Linked DNA regions of Homo sapiens: region 1 is linked to region 2. A link is a contact called in ENCODE Hi-C or POLR2A ChIA-PET data. All regions are on one chromosome and are shown on one strand. The core of a region is the stretch at or near the end of the contact, and the rest is flanking DNA. Distances in the headings are between cores, read along the strand shown.

Region 1 (6,291 bases), core at 1,107-3,606, 57 kb after region 2:
CCTCCCAAAGTGTTGAGATTACAGGCATCAGCCACCACATCCAGCCCCCGAAGGCCTTTTTGACCTTTAACCCTGACTTTGCATTTCATAGAGGTGATCACTTCCCAGCCTTTTAGATCGAAATCATCTTTTCATAAGAGTTTTAGTCATACTTGGGATCTCATCCCATGTTACAGTTAGGGGCCAGGGGAGAAGACACACAAGTCATTACTCTGGGGAGGATACACCTGTAACTGAAGAGATTGAGGCAGGGATTTAGGCATGGATGTTTTTATCTCAACATTGTTGAGAATGGAACCAGTGGCAGAGTTGAATCCACACTGCTATGGGAATGTGAAAGACCTGATAAGGTAGAGATTTGTGGTTGGTTCTTTGTATTCTTAAAATGATTCTTGGGCCCAGAGACAGAATAACAGTTTCATAAAGAAAAATATATTTTTTTATATTGGGGTGGTGGTTGTTTTTTGAGACAGGGTCTTGCTCTGTTATCCAGGCTGGAGTACAGTGGCACAGTCACAGCTCACTGCAGCCGTGAACTCCTGGGCTCAAACAATCCTCCCATCTCAGCCCCCTGAGTAGCTGGGTCTACAGGCGCATACCACCATGCACAGCTAATTTTTAGTTTTTTGTAGAGATGGGGTTTCACTCTGTTGCCCAGTCTGGTCTTGATCTCCTGGCCTCAAGCAAAATCCTCTTGCCTTGGCCTCCAAAAGTGCTGGGATTACAAGCATGAGCCACTACTCCCAGCCATATTGAGTTTTTTTGTTTTGTTTTGTTTTTGTTTTTGTTTTTTTTACCTCTCGTGTCTGCTCTGTAGGGACTGATTATTAATTTTGTGGGTTGTCCCTCTTGATGTGTTTCGATTCTAACATTTCACTGCCTTTAGCATCTCAGCATGGCAGTAAACACCAAAGATCCCATCCAGGTACTGACTTTGGTCACACCTGAGCAGTTCTGCTTAGAGGCTTCATGGGAGGTGAATGAGAAGCTGCTTACTAAAATGTCCTTGGCATCATCTGTTTCTTCTCCAGACAGACTCTGGATTCCCTGTGGTCTCCCTATAGTACAGTGTCACCTGGCTGTACCCAAGCCCAGATTTGATTGACAACTTTGTTGCTTGTTGCAGTGGCAGCAGGATAGTGAAGCATGAGCTAATGGCCAGGGCAGGCTTTGCTGCTCTCTGTTTGTTGCCTGGTGGGGGCTGGTGTTTGTCTCTCTTTTTTATTTTTTTGATATGACGATTTTTACAAAATTTATTATGTTGTTGGGGTCTGTGGTTTTTGTTTTAATTTGCTTTAATTAAATAAAAGTCCTCTAAGGCAGATGGAATGTGTACAATGTCAGAAAGACTAGCTGGCAGAAAGGAATGCTTTTCTGGTCAGAGTGTGTGTGCCTTACAAGGGGGTGTGTGCTCTCTCCCGTCCCTTCTCCACAGACTGGCAAGCGTGTGGGCAAGGTACTGCATGCCTCCTTGCAGAGTGTTGTGCACAAGGAAGAAAGCCTGGGGCCCAAGAGACAGAAAGTTGGATTCCTGGGATGATTTGCACATCAACTGCTCAACTGTGGATTGTTTTTTACTTTTCCTTTTAAACCGGTTCGTATATATTTTTCTTCGCTGTTACGAATTTACAGCAGCATTTGTACATGTAAAATTAAAGGCTATTTTCTGGTCTGGTTTGGTATGTCTAGAGTTCTTCAGTTGAAGCCAAGGCACCATTCAGTGACCCATCTGGGTCTGGCCCTTATCTAGTGAGTGGCAGACAAATCCAGAGCTCTGCCACCAAGGGAGACCCCCACAAGCTGGAGTAAAGACCTGACAGAAACTGGTTTACAGGAAATGCTTATGATATGTATTTTGTGAATTTTTTTCCCCTTGAAGAACTTTAAAAATAAGAATCACAAAGAAAAGTTCATTCACCTTGTGTATTTGGGTGGTTCTGGGAGAGGAAAAAAGAGGAGGCACTCTGCTGCAGGTACACACCCAGGGCGTCTGTCTGTCTGGTTAGCCATCCCAAATCCTGGGAAAGTCCAGCTCTGACTTCCTGCCCTCCAAGAGATCCGAATGGAATTCCCTAGGTTCAGGGGCTTTAGTGGCAGCCACTTTGGCCCTTAGCCATCCTTTCTTATCACTCTTGTTTTGAAATTGCTTTGTGTTTTATAACCACTCCCTGGTGTTTCCTAAGATTTTGTTTTGTCAGCATTAAGAAGGCAGCTTTCAAGATGTTGTCATTTGATAATTCAGCTGCCTTCATGCTCTCAGCATTGAAAGGAAGACTATGCTTGCTGGCCCAGAAGGCTCTTCCTATAAGCCTGTAGTCTCACTGTGCAGTGTGTTAAAATTAAGTCTCTTCATGTGTAGAGCAGCCTTTGTTTTTTTTTCTAGGGGAACTGAAACTCCTAAATCTTAAAACACCCTGGGGAAGGAGCTGATTCACGAAGGAGAGCGTTTCAACCGTGGCATTTGCTCTCTGCATTCCAGTTAGCAAATGGGGTAAGGCGTTAGGAATTTATCACCAAATGGAAAGAACATAATGTGAGCTGAAGCCCTTGGGACTGCTTCCAGAGGTCCTGGTGTGGGCGTTCCTCCCAGCAAGGCCAGGTCCATCCCTGTGGAGAGAAGCAGCTGCCTAGACTTGGGCTTAATGGGGGAGCTTCTGCCCTGTTGAGAGCATAGCCTGGGTTTTCATCTTTTATGTTTCTTCAGTGACTATCTACAGGCACCATGACAGTGTTCCCAACAAGGCAGAAATCAGCCTGGTCTCTCCTTCCCTGCTCCTGGTTGACTGCCCGTGACATGACAAAACATTGGCAGTGGTGGCGCAGAGATGCAACTCGAGTGTGAATAAAGTTTAGAAGCATTTGCTTTTGATGGTTGATTCCAGTGGATCATTTTGAGATGCATAAATTAGAATGGGTACTGTCATATATGTCAGACTCAGCTCTGCTTCACTTCCCTTCAGACAGACAGATGAGGCTTTGCCATGCCAGTGGTATGACAAGCAGCTACCAGCTTGGATGGCTGGCTAAGCACTTCCAGTAAAAATGGAGAAAGAAGAGAAAAAGATGGTGGAATCTGTTTCTAGCCACCCCATACCTTTCCCTGAAGGCCACCCCTACATGTAATATACGTATATTGCAAATGAAACAAAACACCATATGAGCAGGGACTCTCCAGGAGAGGCATTTATTGGAAAGATCTGATTGTTGCAACTGTCAGAGTGAGAGAAGAGAAAACTGAAGACAGAGACTGGCAAAGACTTGGAAAAATATTATCCTGGGACAGACCTGTTTGATCCAGCAGAGCCACAGCTGTCTTTAGTGGTCTTTAAATAAACATTAGGTAGAAGAACATTGAAGTTGGTCAAAGTAAGGGCGGAGTATAAGAAATGCAATGTTAAATAATATTCAAGTGGGTTTTTGTCTCTGATTCTTTAGTCTTCCAAATCACGAGTTAATTTTTTTTCTTTTCTTTGTTCTTAGAGATAGGGTCTCACTCTGTCACCGAGGCTGGAATGCAATGGTGCAATCATAGCTCATTGCAGCCTCAAACTCCTGGGCTCATGTGATCTTCCCACCTTCCTGGGACTGCAGGCATGCCACCATGCCCAGCAAATTATTTTTTTAAAATGAGGGTCTCACTATGTTGCCCAGGCTGGTCTTGAGCTCCTGGCCTCAAGCAATCCTCCTGCCTTGGCCTCCTAAAGTGCTGGGATTACAGGTATGAGCCACTGCACTGGGACATGAGTTTAGATTTTTTTCTCGTTGTTGAGACGGAGTCTCGTTCTTTTGCCAGGCTGGAGTGCAGTGGCGTGATCTCACCCACTGCAGTCTCTGCCTCTCGGGTTCAAGCGATTCCCCTGCCTCACCCTACTGAGTAGCTGGGACTACAGGCGTGCACCACCACACCTGGGTAATTTTTTTTATTTTATTAGAGACAGGGTTTCACCATGTTGGCCAGGATGGTCTTGATCTCCTGACCTTGTGATCCGCCTGCCTCGGCCTCCCAATGTGCTGGGATTACAAGCGTGAGCCACAGCACCTGGCCGAGTTTAGAATATTAACAGTAGTTTGTTTGCTCAGTAAAGCCAGTTGTCTAACATACAAACTGCCAGTAGAGAATAAGTCTTCGCTATTCCAGACTTTTTGGAAAACAATCTGGCAGTGTGCATTAAAAGCCTTAAAAGACCGGGTGTGGTGACTCACGCCTGTAATCCCAGCACTTTGGGAGGCTGAGGTGGGCGGATCATGAGGTCAAGAGATCGAGACCATCCTGGCCAACATGGTGAAACCCATCTCTATTAAAAATACAAAAATTGGCATGGTGGCACACGCCTGTAATCCCAGCTACTTGGGAGGCTGAGGCAGGAGAATTGCTTGAACCCAGGAGGTGGAGGTTGCCGTGAGCCAAGATCGCGCCACTGCACTCCAGCCTGGCTACAGAGCGAGACTCCTTCTCAACAAAAAGCCTTAAAAATGTTTGCCCTTTGACCTAGTAATTCTACTTCTGGGCATGTAATCAAAGTAAATAATTTATGATACAAGGGGAGTGGAAACATTAATACAGAGGAGTTTATCCCAGTGTTATTTATACATCCCAAATAATGGCCATAAAGTAACTGCTAGTTAGTGGGGAAACAATGTTCCATGCATTGCTAGATGCCTCTGATGGATTACCTTCTGTCCTCAGCCTCGCCTCTGCCTCTACGGCAGTCAGACCGTAGCTAATAGATTATGTGTTCTGAGGGTTAAGACATGGGCAGCCAATCAGGATTTTACTCAACTTGTCAAAATTAAAAATAATAATAATTGGAGCATAAAAAGCTTATGTCAACCACTATAATGGGAAATTCCAGTCCTTCACCCAGTTTCCGTAAGCCAGTTCACAGATCAAAGTCCATTGACAGGAGGGAGGTTGGTGTCTTTAAATAAGAATCCTGTAATATCACCATCAGCACCTACAATAATAGTTCTCCAGTCTGGAATACCAGCATTGAGGAAAGGTGATTTGAAGCCTTTTGAATCTGGGTTTTGACTTGATGCCTGTATTAGGAGACCTGAAATGCCACCAAGGCTCTCCAGTCAAAGGGGATGGGGGATGGAGGCTAGGTAATAAATGGATGGTACAAGTAAGTCTGGCTCACAATGGTCATTAGGTCCTGGGATAATTTCCTTCCCCAAATGTGTAGGTGGGATGGATGTGGTACAATTGAGATGTCATAAATGGGATGGAATGAAAACCACAATGGTAAGAAGGGTCAAGGTTGGAAACTGCCTCCCTTCCCTGGCCAAGATAATAAATCAGAGACAATATTGGATCTTGGGAGAAATTGCAGAGATTAGGACCAACATCAAAGACTTTAAGGATGCAAGGGTAGTTGTCCCCGCCTCATTGCCATTTATCTTATCTCTGTGGCCCCTGTAAAAGCCAGGTGAATCATGGTAGATGACCACCAAACACACGAGAGAGCTCCAATTTCCACTGCTTTGTTGGATGAAGTATCTTCACTAAGATTAATCAGCACAGCCTCCAATGCTTCGTATGTGGCTATAAGTTAGGAAAATTCTTCCTTAATCCCCATTAACAAGAAGGGTCAAAAGCAGATCTCTTATGTGGAAGGACTGCAAAATGTGTTCAGTGTCTTGTCAGCGGTCTATGTTAATCACCTACTTTTTGTCACAGTGATATCTTCAGGGCCATCGCGCTGATCTATTTATGTTGATAAAATCATGTTTATTAGATCTAGTACATAGGACGTGGAAAGCCGTTGGAAGTCCTAGTAAAAGACACATGCCTGAGAGGGTGGGAAATAAACCCCATGAAGATTAAGGAGACCACCACACTGATAATGTTTTTAGGTATCCAGTGGTGTGGGGCATTCTGAGAGATACCCCCTCTAAGGTGGTAGATTTTGAACCTTGCACCCACCCTCATCCCCACTACCCTCACTGAGAAGTACAGCACTTGTTGGGCCTCTGGATTTTGGAGACAAGAATGCTGTACTTGAGAATGCTGTCTCAATGCATTTATTGAGTAATTCACAAACCTACCAGTTGTGAATGGGAGTCCAGAATAAGACAGGACTCTGAAGCCTGTTTAAGCTGCATTACAAGCATCCCTCCTGCTCCATGTGACCCAGAAATTCCAACGGAGCTAGTGCTATCTGGGGCAGGTAAGGGTGCTGTGTAGTTTCTGGCAGGCCCAACAGGAACGTTGTAGCACAGACCCTAGGATTCTGGAGCAAGGCCATGTGGTGGAAAGCTATTCACCTCCAAATGAGTGAGTTTGAAAAG
Region 2 (5,902 bases), core at 1,804-4,303:
AAGCTCCAACTCAGACCTCTTGAATCTGCAGATCTCTCTATTTGGCTGTCCCAAAGGCACTGTGCACAGCTAAAACGGAACCTGCTGCTTTCTCCCCAAACTGTTCCCTCAAGTCTCCCTTTCCTGGCCCATGGCATATCCATGTACCCTGTCACCTGGGGTAGAAATCCAGTAACCACCACCAATTCCTCTAATCCTCTTCCCCACATCCCATTCACTCCACCAGGTTAATTCTGCCTCAGACTGTGCCTTGAATCCCATGCTCTCCCCTCCATGCCATCATCATGCCTTAGTTCAGCCCATCATCATCTGCCCCAGACTATTAGAGCATCTCCCAGGTCTTCCTGCCTCTAGTCTCTCCCTCAAATCCTGCAACCCACTTCTATCCTTTCTCCCAACTAATTTCCAGAGTAAACTTTCTTAAATGGAAATCTGATCACATTATTCCCCTGGCCTAAAACCTTCACTGGCTCCCTAGGGACCATGGACCAGAGTCCAAGCTCCTGGGCAGGGCTCTTGAGGCCACCATATCTCAGCTCTGGACTACCAATCCAGTGCCACCTCCCTCCGTAAACAGTCCCTCCCTGTGGTCTATTTGGAGTTTCCCAAAGGCAACATTCTAAGTTTTCCTTTCTACCCTCAGGGGCTCCATTTAAGCACCAACCAAACCCTCACCCGCTCCAACTTGCCAGGCACCTCCTTGCTTCTAGCACCCAAATTAAAATGCACCCAGGGATCACCTTCTCTGCTACTTCCTCATGGCCCCAGGCCACATCCAAGGCAGAACCCATTACTTAGCCTTTGTGCTACCACAGCTTGTATGTATAGTATGGAACACGTCATTTAATTACACACCATCTCTCCTACATCACAAGACATTCCTGGAGGACAAGACAACATCTGTCAACTTGTAGCTCAGCAAACTGCTTAGGGCCTGGCACGAAGAATGTATTCAATAACTCAAGCTGAATAATGATACATTTATTGAGCACTTACAGGCCAGGCATAGTTCCAAATGCTTTGTGACAAAACTGTATGTGTTAGTTACTTCTGACAACAAACCTATGAGGTAGAGATTGTGGTATTCCCCATTTTAAACATGAGGTAACAAAGGCAGGGAAGTCAAGCATCTTCCCAAGGTAACACAGCTAATAAGTGGCAGAAGTAGGGTTCTGACCCAGACAATCCAAGTCTAGAACCTATGTCACTATCAGAAGACAAACATATCATTACCAGGTATTTCTGTTAAGTGACTTGGAAAAAACTTTATTTTAATTGCCTGATGTCACAACATCATTCTACCACCACCAACTACCTCAGCACACTAGTATTAAGATTGAAACAGGCCTAGGATACTAAGGCTGTTTCAATAAGTATCTAGGATAATATGATAATATAAAAAGAAACAATGGAAAGTAGTGGAGACAGGTTCTAAAGAAATGCCAATAATTTCAAGGACTCAACATTCCATCCATTTCAAGCAACAAGAATGAAAACCTGCTTAAATTGTTTCAGGGCCATGGGATCAAAGCCCGTGCACACCCACCAGTCTGGGTAGAAACTCCAACAGCTCTCCCAGGAGCATGGTAACCAACCCCAGGCCTGCATCACTGGCCATGTGTCTCCTCCACAGAAAAGTAAAAGGTAGCTAGTTGGTCCCCAAATGGGCTGCTTTCCTCCCTCTGAAGCCAGAAAGCTTTTCCTGTTGGGATTTATAAGTTGCTCGGGGGCAGGGGTGAGAAGTTGCCTGGCATGAGGGAGAATGCAGCACGATACTCCAATGGACCCTCAGGCAAGTCCCCTAACCTGATGCAGTGAATGTGCCAATACTTCTGGGCAAGATGCACAAGGCGCTTCTCTGGCTGCATCCAGCACCTGGCCTGCTGTTCCTCTTCTATGTTCCCACAGGTCCAACATCATGCTGCCATGCTACCCTTCCAGGAAATACTTGCCACCTGGGCTCTGAACACAGCACATGCTCTGTAAGGCTGTTGAAAGAGACTCCAGAAGGGAATACCAATTGCATGTTTGAAGTGAGCCCCAATATTTCCACTCAATGACTTTTGGCAGCTGAAATGAAAATCAGTGGCCGGTAGTGGTCTGAGATAGTCATGGAGGTCTGTTTACAGCAAGGTGTTCACAGAGTGGGATTCAAGAGGGGTCGGGGTGGGGGAGCAGGTAGACAGACGAATTTTCTTTTCCTTAACAATGTGGTTAAATTGACTATAAATCCAGTCATGCACATCATGATGTTTCAGTCAATGACAAGTCCCTCAAGATTATAATACTATGTTTTTACTGTACCATTTCTATGTTTAGATATACAAATATTATCGTGTTACAGTTGCCCACAGTCAGTATTCAGTACAGTAACACGTTGCATGGGTTTGTAGCCTAGGAACAAGAGGCTATTCAATACGGCGTAGGTGTGCAGTAGGCTGTACCATCTAGGTTTGTGTAAGTACAGTCTATGATGTTTGCACAATGGTCAAATTGCCTAACAACACATTTCTCAGAACTTATCCCCATCAAGTGACACATGACTGTATATTCCTCCTTTTCTCAAGTCTCAGATTTGAAATAATTTATGAAGTTAATAAACGATAAGATCCAAAAAAGGAGGGGCAAAAATATACTGATCATAAGGGTTTATACAATTACTGTCATTGTGTAACACTTGGCTTTGAGCTTCCTGGCAGCCAGGACAAAAAGAAACAATCTACATCTGTCACGTTTAAGCATCTTCTGGGAGACAGACATTGTCTCAGAAATAAAGAAGCCCCTCAGGATTCCTGAGGGAGCTCAGAGAATGAGGAATTTGGAAAAGAAAAGGTGGTGAAACCAAGAAATGAGGAAAAGAGAGAGAAGGGTAGTAAGATAAGGGTTTCTGAGTCCAGTTTGTCTTCAAGAGGCTGCCTCCTCAGGACACATGGAGCCATTCTAGACTTATAAACGTCTAAAGTGTTTCCAGAACACAGAAAGCCCCTATAATGACATTACACAACCTCAGAGTGGGCAAGGAGAAGGCGTCAGGAGACCAAACATGAGCCTGACTTGTGCTCCTGCCCACACCCATGCTGCCTCCAGGCCAGCCTGCCTGTCAAGTGAGGCACCTGCCCTGCTCCTCTGTCCATTTGTCCTCCTCCCTCTGTTTAGAGACCTGTCCCTTTTGCCCTATTTCTCAAACGGCTGTCTCACTTCCAAGGGGGCTGTTTACAAATCTGTGAGTCATTTCCCACTTCCCTTTTCTTTTCAAGCTCTATGTGGACCTATCTACTGCTACATTGGAGTAAATCACTGAAAAATGGTCCAGAAGGCTATAGTGGTTGCAATTGTTCAGATATTACACTTGGAATAATTATTCCAAAGCTGAAAGTGGTAAAGTAACTGCTTGAGGGAGACCACAAGGTTTTTATATATATATATATATATGTATATATATATATTTTAAACTAGTAATGATAACAAACCAAAGTGATACACAATGCATACATTGCTTATAACCTTTGGATATAAACTGTTCTGAAAAAGTATGTGCAACATGAATTCTTGAGATATAAAACATAATCCCATTAGGGAACTCCTTAGAACCCTGCAGTGACCACTTTCTAAAAAAAGACGACTGCAATATTAATAAGGAACCCCTAACTTACCTGCTTATCACCTGGGCTTCCAACTCTGCTCCTTGGAATCCCAGGGTGCCCCAGCAGTGCCTTAGGAGCTCCCGCTTCTGCAGCCCCACCTCTCTGTTTTGCATACTGGGTTTTGCATGAGATATCATGTGCTGGGGATGGGCAGAGGCAGGTGGTAGCATGAAGACCCTAAAATAGGGCACATCTATAGAACATGCTCTCAGTTGCTTCCCTTACTAATGGTAGATATTTGACAAATTCTTCATTTTTGGGGCCAGTTATCTTTGGGGCTACCAGCAAAATACACCTCTGGGAAGCTAACTGTTGTTTAGGATACAGTCTGTGCCTCTCACTGCTTTGGGATTGGAAGCTGGCAACACACCACAGTGAGAATCATGCTGTTCTGCATCCACTGCAAGGGCCAGCTGGCCAAGGTCCCTGGAGAGGCTGTACGCTTCAATGCAGTGGGTAAAGAACCCATGTATGTGAGGGCAGTGGGAATGCCAGGGCAGAAGGCTCCCCTCTCACTGCCCAACATCCAGTTCCCTGTTTTCACATGCCTTACAGAAACCAATGACCTCCACACACACTCTCTCCAACCCTGATCCTCCATCAGCTCCAGACTGACTATCTACTGCCCACCTAGCATCTCTCCTTGCACATAATATAGTGGCAGTCTGACTAGAACATAAGCCTTGATTTCTCCTCCAAAATCAATAATGGGCACCAGTGCTCCCCAGGCTGCTCTAGCTAAGACTCTGGAAGGTATACTCTCCAATCTCTCTCCATTCTGTCAGTTCTGAACTGCATTCTCAGGCCTGGCCTGAGAGGTAAATGTGAGGGAAACGTGGGAGCTCTAAAGCATTCGAATACCCAGGGCCCTGCCCCCAGACCAATTATAGTAGTCTCTGGGGGTGAGGCCCAGCCATCAGTACTTTTAAACAGCTCTCCAAGAGATGGTACAGGCAGGATTGAAAACTAATAGCTTAAAACAGACTCCAAATCCAACAGCTTCTCTCTGGTTTCACTGCTCTCACTTTGGTCCGAGCCACACCATGTCTTGCCCGGACCACTGCAATACCTCTAGTCCCCCTGCTTCTACTTGTAACACCTTGAACCTCCATTGCAAGCACAATGCAAATCAGATCACACCCTGTCTCTCTGAAGGCTGCCGGCTGCACTTAGAATAAAATCCAAAGTTCTCATGAGGCCTACCAGGCCCTGCACAATCTGGCCTCTGAGGCCCTCTTCACCTCTTCCAACCACTCTTACCCCCACCTACCATGTTTTGATCACCCTGGTCCTAGTCCTGTTTCTCAGATGTGCTGAGCATGTTTCTGTCTCTGGGCCTTTGAATCTACTCTTTTCTCTACCCTTGGATCTTCGTCTGCCTGGCTTGTAGCTTCATGCCATTCAGGTCAGCTCAAAAGGCACCACCTCAGAGATGACTTCTTAGACCACCTTGATCTAAAGTAGTCCCCCTTTGCCCCAGAAAGTCAACAGCACATCATCCTGGTCACTTTGTCTTATTGTCTTTAAAGCACTTACCACTTTCCAAAATACCCTGTTCAATCATGTCCTTCCTACCTGACCCCGTCACTACAAAGTGAGCTTCACAAGGGCAGGAATTTGCATCTGTCTTGCTCATAGCTGTAGCCATTGCTCAGAAAGCAATCTCTCACAGAATGGGCACTCAGGAAACATGGCTATTCATTTTATTCCCACACCAGTGCCACTCCTCCTCACTACTGCCAGAAAGAGACTTGTAAAATGACAGTTTTGTTTAAGATGTGTTGAAAATCCTTAGGGGCCCTAAACTGCCCCTCATCATCAAACTCCCATCCTCCTCCTTAGGCACCTCGCCCACATCACCAACCTAAATCCATTCTCTTCCTAAGTTCCCACCACTCCTGGTGCCTAGAGGAGCCATGCTCCTGCATTCCTACGTCTCTGTGCAAGCTGCTCCCTCTGCCTCCTTCCTGTCCTCAATGTCCACTGCTCGGAGAAGAGCTGGCTTGGGCATCGCTTCCTCTAAGCAGTCACCTCTATATGTTGATTAATCTCTCCACCCTTGTTCTCCCACAGCAATCCACATTTCTTTCTGCCAAACCTTCATCACACAGGGTTATCATCACCTGTCTTTTCTAGACAGAGGGCATCTTGAGGGTAAGAACAGTATCTGGGGCTTAGTAGACAGTAAACTATGAACTGAGCAAAGCAATGTTTTTTACTTCTATATCCCCAATAGCAATGGTATCATAAACATTTCT

The links. Hi-C counts contacts between places; a loop is a spot of excess contacts on that map. ChIA-PET counts read pairs that join two places held with the same protein, here RNA polymerase II (POLR2A). Pooled maps may share reads with other maps.
Region 1: a pooled map shows a loop between it and region 2 (2.1-fold over the local background). The contact joins two enhancer-like sites. A Hi-C loop is called at or near these places in 1 of 50 pooled maps. POLR2A ChIA-PET finds 5 or more read pairs at or near these places in 7 of 52 experiments (Caco-2, GM12878, H1 and 3 more).

What each region holds. Positions count from the first base shown.
Region 1 is chr3:45,009,800-45,016,090 of GRCh38, forward strand. It overlaps EXOSC7 (exosome component 7), which reads left to right. Exons shown (of 8, transcript NM_015004.4): 8 at 1,436-1,672. The coding sequence ends at 1,540. Among named protein-coding and RNA genes, the nearest start is that of CLEC3B, 13 kb to the right of the region's middle. RefSeq lists an enhancer at 2,295-2,414. Within about 2 kb of position 2,357, at least 24 of the 41 ENCODE cell types and tissues checked have a DNase peak (open chromatin) inside an H3K27ac peak, as active enhancers do.
Region 2 is chr3:44,952,045-44,957,946 of GRCh38, forward strand. The region is part of intron 2 of ZDHHC3 (zDHHC palmitoyltransferase 3); the gene reads right to left. Among named protein-coding and RNA genes, the nearest start is that of ZDHHC3, 21 kb to the right of the region's middle. Within about 2 kb of position 3,054, at least 9 of the 41 ENCODE cell types and tissues checked have a DNase peak (open chromatin) inside an H3K27ac peak, as active enhancers do.